2 separate regions of the Homo sapiens genome follow, and region 1 is linked to region 2. A link is an interaction called in ENCODE POLR2A ChIA-PET data of the cell type or tissue named here. Cell type or tissue: Panc1. All regions are shown on one strand. Links, peaks and the distances in the headings refer to the core of each region. The heading gives the core; the rest is flanking DNA.

Region 1 (5,392 bases), core at 174-5,173, 66 kb after region 2:
CTAATAGTGAGATAGATTTTGTGAGCATGTCCCCACTGGGGTGTACACTGTAAAAATTATCTAGAAAACAACTAAATAATAAAAGGTGCCACACATTTTTCAAATGTTCTTTTGAATTTTTCTGAAATATCTCATTCCCCACAATATATCAATGATTATTTTATAAAAGTGATTAAACATAAATAATTTGAATCACATTTTTGAAATTAAAACCTTTCTTCTTAACATTTGCCAGATTCTTGGAACACTCCTAGGAAGGCCCCTGTGAAGCAGCTTTTGAAATCAATGGGGTGTCCTGAAAACCAGAGAAATCTGCCCAGGAATAAAACAAAATGAGAGTAAAACAAAAAATACATTTATCAAAATCTTCAAAAGTTCTTTTTAGAAATAGATTTTCCAAAGGTCTGTTAGATGCTACAGACCTCAAAACATTTAAGGATCCAATTGTGATATTCAATAGTTTTTATAACTTGATTTGATTTCTAGAACATTTATTTCTCAGTAGACAAATTGGAAACGTATGTAGGAGAGCCATAAATGGGGCAATTATTGTTGGTCCTGATCTTTCCCGGACAAATGTGGAGATTAGTTTAAAAAGGAAGGTGAAGATTTATATACCTTTTATTTTTAACAAGTTCTGTCATGTTGGAATTATTTAATCTTCCTTGCATACAATTTATGGATGGAGGAGTGAATTTGTTAATATAGAACATATTTCCTGACTTTATAACTGGGCTATATATTTTCTTGCCTGCATACTGTAGGCAACCTTAGTCATTTTTATGTGCTTTCTTGAGAAAAATCTTCAACAAGCATAAATGAGTCACCCAGTATTATATTTTTGTGCTCAAGATTGTACATATTCTCTTATCTGGTCTAATGTCTATATTGTTAATGTCTACAAGGTACTAATACATACGCTTTATAATCTCTTGGACAATTGAGTGCTTTATCTTCTGATACACCAGGATTAAACTCTAGGTATTATCCAGCTAAAAGCCCTCCTGCTATTCTGTGATGCAAACACAAACCAAGTATATTGATCTTCCTGACAAGTCTAGATGTTGGTTCAGATACTAATGGATGTGAATATAATCCTTCCTCCAAGAGTTTATTCATTCGCCATATGAAATAATGCATTTTCCAGAGTTTTAAGGCAGTGCAGTTTATTTTTTAAAACAATGCTCCGATTCATTGTATCGTAATTTTCTGTTGCAGATTATCTAGGGTTGCTAACCAGAAATAAAAATTTGTGCTTGCATTTCTTTAATTCATGGCGTTTTGACTCATTGATTCTCTATGTTTTAGTTGGAATAAAATATTTTTTGGAGAAGAAATCATAAAATGGCATGTACGGTCGATTAAAATAATTAAACATATCATACTGTTTAATTAATTGACAATACTTTTTTTAGGGTAAGAGCAGTAAAACGTAGCATAGGAACAATTTAATTAGCATTAGGGAACACGGACCATCGAATGCAAACAGTGTTTGCGGTGTTAGGCTGAGGGGAGCCATACAGTGTCTGTGGCTAAATGGAGTAATGTTTGCTTTTGGTTTAATGTTTTGGAACATCATACCTTCATAGAATTTTATGAGTTGGTGTACAGGCAGAACTCACAGTATGGCATCATGTGGACATAGAGAATATGTGCATGCATGAACAGTGAGATTTTCACATTAAGAAGACATTTCTTCCACAACCAAAATGCTCTTACCTCGGGAGTAGGATATGATGAGTGACTTCCCAGCTTCAGCAACTCAGCACACACAGCAGTCTGCAGCAGAAACCAAAGGGTGTAATAAGCAAATAATGCAAATTACCACAGGCTGAATAAATTCTACCATTGCCCATGATTAGTAAAGGATTCTGCTCATTTTGCAAAGGGCTCTGTAGATTAAATTCCAACTCAGAAATGTACAGCTTGATCAGTAAAGTTTGTAAATGACTTTGCAGATGAGGGATGCCATTCAATAGTGAAGATACACTTCAATTGCTAGAGCATTTACAAAACTCCACAGCTGAGATGTGCTGCAGCCTGGAAGCTGGTGACTGGATCTGTTTCAAGTTAAAGGGAATCAGAAGAGTACAGTCTAGAAGGACAGTATATTATATATACAGTGAATGTCTTAATTATTAAATTCTGAAAGTCAATTAGCAAAGTAGGCAACCAACTGACAGTTACAGTATGAGACTAAATGAAGAAATTTGAGCTTTATCGGTAGTGATGCTGACATTGGGTCATCCAGTATATCTAGAATTTACCCTAGATCACAGTCATCCTTTCCTAGGGGGTGCTATATTCACAAGTTAAAAGGACATATAGGAGGAAAGTTACATTTTGTCCTTAGCTGGTCTTGGGTCCTCAATGACAGTATAGAGAACTCTAGTTAGTTGTGGCCACGTTTTTCCTCAATCAGTTAGGTTTAATAGCTACATATGGAAACAGGCCATGGGTGGGTAAGGCCTGCTCACTTGCAAATTGCTCAAAACTAATATTCAGATTTTATTATTGAGCTATGCATAGACATAAATCAAATGAAGGTAGAGGGGAGGGAACTGGGGAATCAAGAAGAGGAGTGGGAAAGAGGAAGGGAACATGAGGGAGAGAATGAAAGAGGCAGAGAGAGAGAGGGAGGAGAGACACAGAGAGGCATAGCTGGTCTTTGCAAATGTACCTTCATTGTTTTAGTGCTATTGGATAGAGAGAAGAAGAAAGGAGTGTCTGAAAATGTCAGCATATGGCTTTGATTGCAGAAAAAGTCACCTACAAATATCACCCTTTTAATACAGAGCCTCCATGTCCTCTTGCACATGTGTGCAATGTGTGTCTGGACATAAGACCGAAGAGATTTTGACTTCCACCCCTAGCGTTTCCTTTGAATTACTGACTTGCATATGAAATTGTCTACCAGCAGCCACACTGGAGGTTGCACCAGTTCCCAAAATACAACACATTTGAAGATTCTTGATTTTCCCCTCTACATTTTCATTCCATTAACACTACCCACTTTAATAGTTTTTCCCCTTTTAGTAATCTACCTCCATCATCCACTCAGTTGCTCAAGCCAGAAATATAAGTGTCATCCTTGATCTCTCCCTTTCTCTTATACCCCTCATCCAATCTATCAGTTCAGCCTATTCAGTCTTTCTCCCAAACATGTCTCCAACATAACCAGCTTTATTTGCTAACTTTTTTTTCTGTCTTAGTCCATATAGACCGCTATAATAAAAATACCATAGACTGGTGGCCTAGAAACAATACAAAAATTTTCTTACAGTTCTGAAGAGTGGGAAGTCCAAGATCAAGGCATTGGCAAATTTGGTGTCTGATCAGGGCCCCCTCCTGGATTACTGACTGTTGTCTTCTTGCTGTGTCTTCACATGATGGAAAGGGCAGGGGAGCTCTCTGGGATCTCTTTTATAAGAATACTTATTTCATTCATGAGGACTCCTTGTGATCAAATCACCAAAGTCCCCATCTGCAATACCATCACACTGGGGAATAGGTTTTAACATGTGAATTTGAGGGGGCACAAATATTCGTTCCATAGCACCTTTTTTAGGTCAGCATCCTCTCCCATTATGAATAGTGCAACACCTTCCTATATTTATTCTTTGTCCTTTCCAATCCAGTCTTTAGGATTAAAGAACTTTTTAGGTTATGAAAAGACCATGCCAGCCTTGCTCCCTCTTCCTCTTGCTTACTGTGCTCCTGACATTTTGGGTTGCTTTTACTTCTTCAACTATACCAAGTTCTTCTCAGGCTCAGAGACTTTGCCCATGTATTTTCTCTCTCACTCCTGCATCTCTCATGACTGACACCACTGAATCCTCTGGTCTCAATCTACATGTTACCTTTTCAAAAATGTAGTCCTTACTATTCTACCTAAAATAGGTCCTCAACTTCCATTCCCATTGTGTTTATTTTCTCAGCAACTTCTTTTTTCTTTTTCGTATCACAACTGCTAATTGTTTGATTTACTACTCCAAAGTGATTTTCTGAAACTTGTAAACTATATTAGAATATTTGGTGACTTGGAGTCAGTCACAGGTAATGTTGCCCTCTTAAGACCCACTCTTCCCTCATCAGCTGTCTAGATCTCATATAGTTAGGTCTATCTTTTGAAAACCAATTTTATTATCCATCTCGCATCAAGCCCTCCCTATTCCATTTACCAATAGAGACTCTCAGATGTCCATTGGAACATCAACTTAAATGAAGGCGCTAAAGTTTTATTGATTAATAGATCATAAGTAAAGTATAGTTTGCAGGGGATGTGATTAGGGAATGGGTCTCAATTAGATTCTTTTTTATCACACATGTAAGTGACATTTGTTATCCTGGGAAGTATTGGAACAAATAAGTAAAGATCCAATGACTAATAAAACTATTATAAATTAAACTATATTTTATGCATGTCAAAAAGCAATGTTTTTGATGCAAGATTACATACATTCCTGGAAAGGAATCTATTACTGTGGTCAGCATCGCAGAGTGGCTGAATTTCTCATAACTAGTCATTATTGCACCCATTTGTAGTGATACACATACCAAAAGGCCACATATTTACTGAATTGCCTACTGAATGCTTTTACACAAATAATCTAAGACTGAAAAATGCAAACTGGAGATAATAGACAACACTGGGGATCAGAAAAATGTTAACCTTAAAACTACATGCCTAGTTGAAGAGTTCATATATCCCCTTCCCCTTCCCCTTCCCCTTCCCTTCCCTTGCAATCAAAAAAACGTTAACCTTAAAACTACATACCTAGTTGAAAAGTTCATGTAACCTTTCCTTTTCTTTTCTTTTCCTTTCCTTTCCTTCCCTTTCCTTTCCTTTCCTTTCCTTTCCTTTCCTTCCCTTTCCCTTCCTTCCCTTTCCCTTTCCCTTTCTCTTTTCCTTTTCCTTTCCTTTCCCTTTTCCTTTCTCCCTCTCTGTTTTGGCTTTGGAAAGGTGTGGTCACTGGAGAGAGCAACCATAGTCTAGGAAATGATTTCCAATATTCTTTTTCTTGTTGTTTTGATCTGTGTGCCAATATTTAATTAGTTTATTATGAATGGCCATGGTTATGGTGTTTTCCAGACTTCGATATTTCTTTCTTTTTTTAAATTTTTTTAATTTAAAAATAATAAATTGTAATTTATTTTAAGTTCCAGGGTACATGTGCAGGATGTGCAGGTTTGTTACATAGGTAAACGTGTGCCATGGTGATTTGTTGCACCTATCAACCCATCACCTAGGTATTAAGCCCAGCACGCATTAGCTATTTTTCCTGATGCTCTCCCTTCCCTTGCCCACCCCAACCCTGACAGGCCCCAGTGTGTGTTGTTCCTCTCCATGTGTCTTTGTGTTCACATTGTTCAGCTCCTACTTATAAATGAG
Region 2 (5,392 bases), core at 202-5,201:
CAGTCTTAGTTTCATCAACTGTAAGATATCTTAATAATTTCTTCCATATGTACCTCAGAGGCTTCTTTTTTCAGAATTAATAAACTGCTAATGATGAAATTTTAAACTCATGAAATGATATCGAGATAAAAGGTATTAATGAAGAAGACTTTCAGCTGGGCATGCTGGCTCACTCCTGTAATTCCAGCACTTTGGGAGGCTGAGGTGGGTGGATCACTTCAAGTCAGGAGTTCGAGACCAGCCTGGTCGACATGGTGAAACCCCATCGCTACCAAAATACAGAAATGAGTCAGGTGTGGTGGCAGGCACCTCTAATCCCAGCTACTTGGGAGGCTGAGGCATGAGAATCATTTAAACTGGGAGGTGGAGGTTGCAGTGAACCAGTGAGCTGAGATCATACCATTGCACTCCAGCCTGGGTGACACAGTGAGATTCCATCTCAAAAAAAAAAAAAAAAAAAAAAGAAGACTTTCAAGTATTCCCTTTCTTTACTTAGAGATCATTTTTACTTGTTTGTTTCTTGGCAAAGGATCCCTGGAAACTACTTTTAATTGGTTGTTCATGCTGTACCTCTCATAAAGTGAACCAAATATTTTATTTCTGTATTATTTCATTTACATTAAACAATGAAGCAAAAGTAGATAAAATGCATTTTATAATCATAAAATGGGCTCAGATATCAGAAATTTTAGAAAAGATTCAAGTACTTCAAAATTCATTAGATTTTTTCCGGATGTCATTAGATACCTACAGAAATGCACATTACATAGAAATAGGTACATACATAGAAATGTATTTGCATAATGTTATGATGACAGTGGAGGAACAGGGACCAACACCTTTTTCATAATTGTATTTCAATGGACACATTACTAGAAATCACATGCCCAATGTAGCAGAAACAAATTGTTCTGTAATATCTATCTGTATCTTTTTCTTTCTTAATTTTTAGCTAAACACATAGGCACTTAAAGACTGCATTTCCTGGCATCCCTTGAAGCTAGGTCCAGAATAGATGTGATAATCGCTGCAGGAGCATCTTATGCTGGGAATGGTAGAGCAAGAATACAGGCATCTGAGTCCCTGGCCATCCCTGGACCTGTCACTTATATACAAAAGAGAAATAAACTTTATCTTGGAGTGTCTGGCACTCATAGCTAAACTTAATTCTAATGAATACTTCCAATCCTGTGGATGTGAATTAGTAACGTAAAAAAAAGTTTTGAAACCAGTAGGGAAATATGGAGATACTATTATCACTTCCACCAATGTCCTTTCATTTTTCCTTTAATATGATGATATGTTTTGGGTTGATCTTCTGGCAATTTAAATGGGTTCCCTTGATGGGGTTAAGAGGTATATCGGTAGTGGAGAAGGATTAGTGTTTTGAATGAATGGGGCAATTTCAAATGAAACAAAAGATTTTGATTTGGGTAGTTACCAATCTCTTCTTCCAGCCATGTTTCCTCTTGGGTGCTGGGCTTTGGCCAGTTCCTACGGGTCTCGATGGAATGTCAGGCTTGTCCTCGACCTGTCCTCAGGCTGCAGTAGGTGGATGGAAGTGAGGGCAATTAGTGAGAAAGTCCAAATGTAGAATTAAAATTGAAAATCAGATAGACTGGCAGAAGAGACAATACAAAGGGACTAAGCAGAGAGACAAAATCCAGTTACAAAACAGTAGGCAGAAACAGGGAATAACAGCTAAAAGCAAAAGCATTTTGATGGAGGTGGGAGGTGGGGCCTGCAGTGTCTTTGAGCCCTGGAATGCAGTTGCCACACTTTTTTTTAGGACAGTCGTGCATAGATTCAGCCATGGGTGGGTGGTTGCCAAATTAGTTTGAACTGACAAATATGCTGGGACCCCCTTAGGAGAGAAAGTGAAGAAATAAGGACTGAGGAGAAGTGGGGGCTGGCCTCTGAGTGAGTCCTACTATGTGCCATTTTATGGTAATCAAAGGAGCATCATTGGTTCCTTGATGGAATCCAGAGCTGAATCCGCAGAGAAGTCATCTGGTGGTTGGCACAGTAGTGGGAGAACTCATTGGTCAGAGATGGAGTCAGGAGGCTGATGTGAGCCTGGAAGTTGGCACATGTACAGTACAACCTTAAGCTTTCGTTGGGCATAGGGGAAATAAGATCAAATTCCCAGGAGAGAGAAAAGAGGGTATAAGAGGGTGGGGCGTTAGAGCCCACCATGCTGGCTGAAGTCCCAGAAGGCAACTGCAATGCTAGGAAGTGATATTGAACAGAAGTTTAAAGTTTTGATACCAGTGTCTGAGAGATGAGTGGCCTCCATATCAGGATGGATCTACTGAGGCTCTATATTAGTCTATTTTCACACTGCTAATAAAGACATACCTGAGACTGGGTAATTTATGAATCACAGTTCCACATGGCTGGAGAAGCCTCACAATCATGGTAGAAGGTGAAGGAGGAGCAAAGGCACGTCTTACAAGGCAGCAGGCAAGAGAACGTGTGCAGGGGAACTGCCTTTTATAAAACCATCAAATGTCATGAGACTTACTCACTTTCACAAGAACAACACAGGAAAAACCTGCCCCCATGATTCAATTACCTCCCACTCGATCCCTCCCATGATACATGGGGATTATGGGAGCTACAATTAAAGATGTGATTTGGGTGGAGACACAGCCAAACCATATCAGGCTCCATGAATTCCTCTCACAGTAACATGAAACCAGGGCTCAGAAGCCCAGTCCAGCTCAGGCTGGAGCCCAATCTACCAATAGAAGGCATCTATTATGTCTGCAGAGACTTCTGTGGGAGAAGGATAGCAGGAAGAGGACATCTCTCCTTTCCATTCTCAGACCAGAGTCCACACTCATACTTTGTCAGAAGAGAATGACCATTACAGAGTCAGAAGGCAGAGTCAGTAACTGTTAACTGGCAGCAGTAAGATCAACAAAACACTGGCTTTATTATTCAGAATTCTTTCCTGTAATAATATTTGGTTTATTAAAAATTTACCTACGTTTCCAATATCCCAAATAATTTATATTGGGTTATATAAGACAAAAATGAAATTGTACTTTGATTAACAAACTAGTCCACAGGCTGTGTAGAAACTACCACCCACAATTATGAACAATGATTATTCATTCCCCAAACATTAGTCATCCACATTCAAAGGGTTAGCTTCAGCAAACAGAAGCTTACTTTATTATTATTTTTAAATCTTACGTTCTTGGAATGCTCAAGGCTTTCTCCAGTAATTAAAAATAAAGCATTAAAAAGATCTTAAATTAACAATTTTGTTAAAGGAAAAATGAGCTAAGAGATTCAACTGTATTATTCAAAGGATATAAGTAGCAAATATTCTTCTGAAGTGCATATAAAAAACACATTCAGCACCTTTGATTAAGTCACATGGTATCGACAATAACTTTTAACTTGTCTTTCTTCAAAGTTTAAAAAAGAATTAGAAAAATATTTAATCTATTCAGCTCTTTTTGTCTTGTGCCAAAACATATCTTGGAATTTCAGGGAGTCAAGCTAGCTGAATAAAAAGAAAAGATCAAAGGCAATGTTTAAAATTTTTGTAGGAAACACAAAGAGGAAATTTAAATAATATCCAAAATAAACAAAGTGGAAACTTTGTATGACACAACAGCACAGGCAGTAACCACTGAATCCTGCTGGAACTGTGTGTAACCAACTGTGTATAACCAAATATTCAAGTATAAATGATCTCATTCATACCTGAATACTTACATGATTAAATGAGATCATTTATACTTGAGTGTACATACTGCTGGAACTGTTTGTATATTGAAGTATAAATGAGATCTGAACTGTTCCCATAGGTATTCAGCACATCTCTGGGCACTCACAACGCTTTTTTTTTCTGTTCCTACAGAGCTTTCAGTGACAAACTTTAGTATGTTGAAATGTTTGGGGCCTGTCTTCTTGTCTAGAAATTAAGTGACACTGCACCATGCCACCTTGGACATTGTGAAATCTAGGTTGGGGATAGTAGGAGGTGTCATTTATTGTTAAGACATATCTCACCCTAGGACACCATTTTTCTACGGTACTCAGGAACAGGTAGTTCTGTCTTCCTTTGGAATAGCCAACTGAATTAGGTACATGTTGGCTGAGCTATGTTTATGATATATAATTTGTCAACATCAGATGACTTTTTTTTAGGGAAATTAAGCATGTTTGGTCGGGTGTTTATCTGAACTCATCTAATACTGCTAAGGAGTTTGTATTTCTGTTATAACACTCATTTATTCTGCTCTGCATTATATTTAGTTGTCTACATATATTATACCTTCAACTAGATGTTAAACTAATTAGAGGTGAGCATCTGCATAATTCAAATTTGCATTCTCCATGGTTGGAGGTGTGATTCTTTCAGCTTTGCTAGTCCCAGAAATGGAAACTTCATAGGCTGGCATTCAGGAAGGGTTGCAGAGGCTGGGCTGGCAGTACTAGCAGTGGCAGAGCCTGTTGACTGGAGTAGGGGAAGGGATGGATGCAGCCCGAAGAAAAGTGAGAATCATATTCAAGAAAATGATCCAAAAGCTTGTCCTTTCTATCATCAGGTTTGAAGGCAATGAGTGTGAAACTCTAGTCAAGAGCCGAAGCAAGAGGTCTGGAGTGTAGGCTAAGGTCATAATCCTTATGGGGCATATGTTCCATATGGGGCAATGTTCATAGTTAAAATGGGTAAAAAAGCAAAGATGTTCAAAATTGTTGAGTATTGTGTCAAAGGAGTCAATTGACCAATTTAAAGGTGCAGGGTTAGACCAGCCAAGGTTTGTTACTTATTGTAGACACATAAGAATTTCTTTTGAACAAATCAAAGTGTAATAGTTAATTGTATATTCCACAAAGAGTGATGATAAAGCAGCCTCACTGTCAACTCTAGGCTCTTGACAGAGTGAAACACTAATAATTTGATAAATGTGCTTTTCATCAGGAGAGAGGCTCTTTTGAGTAATATTCAGCCTACAAGTTGCTCTCATCATCATACCCAAAATCAAGTTCATAAAAATTTCCTGTATTGTGAAGAGAAAATATTTGTCAAGGGTAGCCTAAGTATAAATATTTTATGGAACATATATTGTAGGGGAGCTACTTCTTCTGAAATTACCCACATGTATGCAGTCATATGATGAATTGCTTTTTCTAAAGATGGCCTCCTGGCTGGGTGCAGTGGATCACACCTGTAATCCCAGCACTTTGGGAGGCCGAAGTGGACAGATCACCTGAGGCCAGGAATCCGAGGCCAACTTGGCCAACGTGGCAAAACCCCGACTTTACTGAAAATACAAGAATTAGCCAAGTGTGGTGGTGCATGCCTGTAATCTCAGCTACTTGGAAGGCTGAGGCATGAGAATCACTTAAACCTGGAAGGTGGAGGTTG

Evidence for each region. Peaks named below come from ENCODE experiments on the same cell type or tissue, not always from the same donor. Only the 100,000 strongest peaks of a DNase experiment are listed, where the experiment ranks them.
Region 1: POLR2A ChIA-PET joins it to region 2 with 8 read pairs; 2 of 35 experiments call an interaction of 5 or more read pairs at or near these places.

What each region holds. Positions count from the first base shown.
Region 1 is chr2:195,296,194-195,301,585 of GRCh38, reverse strand. The region is part of intron 1 of LOC105376755 (a long non-coding RNA gene); the gene reads left to right. Among named protein-coding and RNA genes, the nearest start is that of LINC01825, 230 kb to the left of the region's middle. In Panc1, for the core only: no CTCF peak of the experiment used is centred there; no DNase peak of the experiment used is centred there.
Region 2 is chr2:195,361,974-195,367,365 of GRCh38, reverse strand. All of the region lies in intron 1 of LOC105376755 (a long non-coding RNA gene), which reads left to right. It overlaps LOC105373817 (a long non-coding RNA gene), which reads right to left and starts at 1,539. Exons shown (of 3, transcript XR_923733.3): 1 at 1,442-1,539. In Panc1, for the core only: no CTCF peak of the experiment used is centred there; a DNase peak (open chromatin) is centred at 3,105; H3K27ac peaks cover 1,515 bases.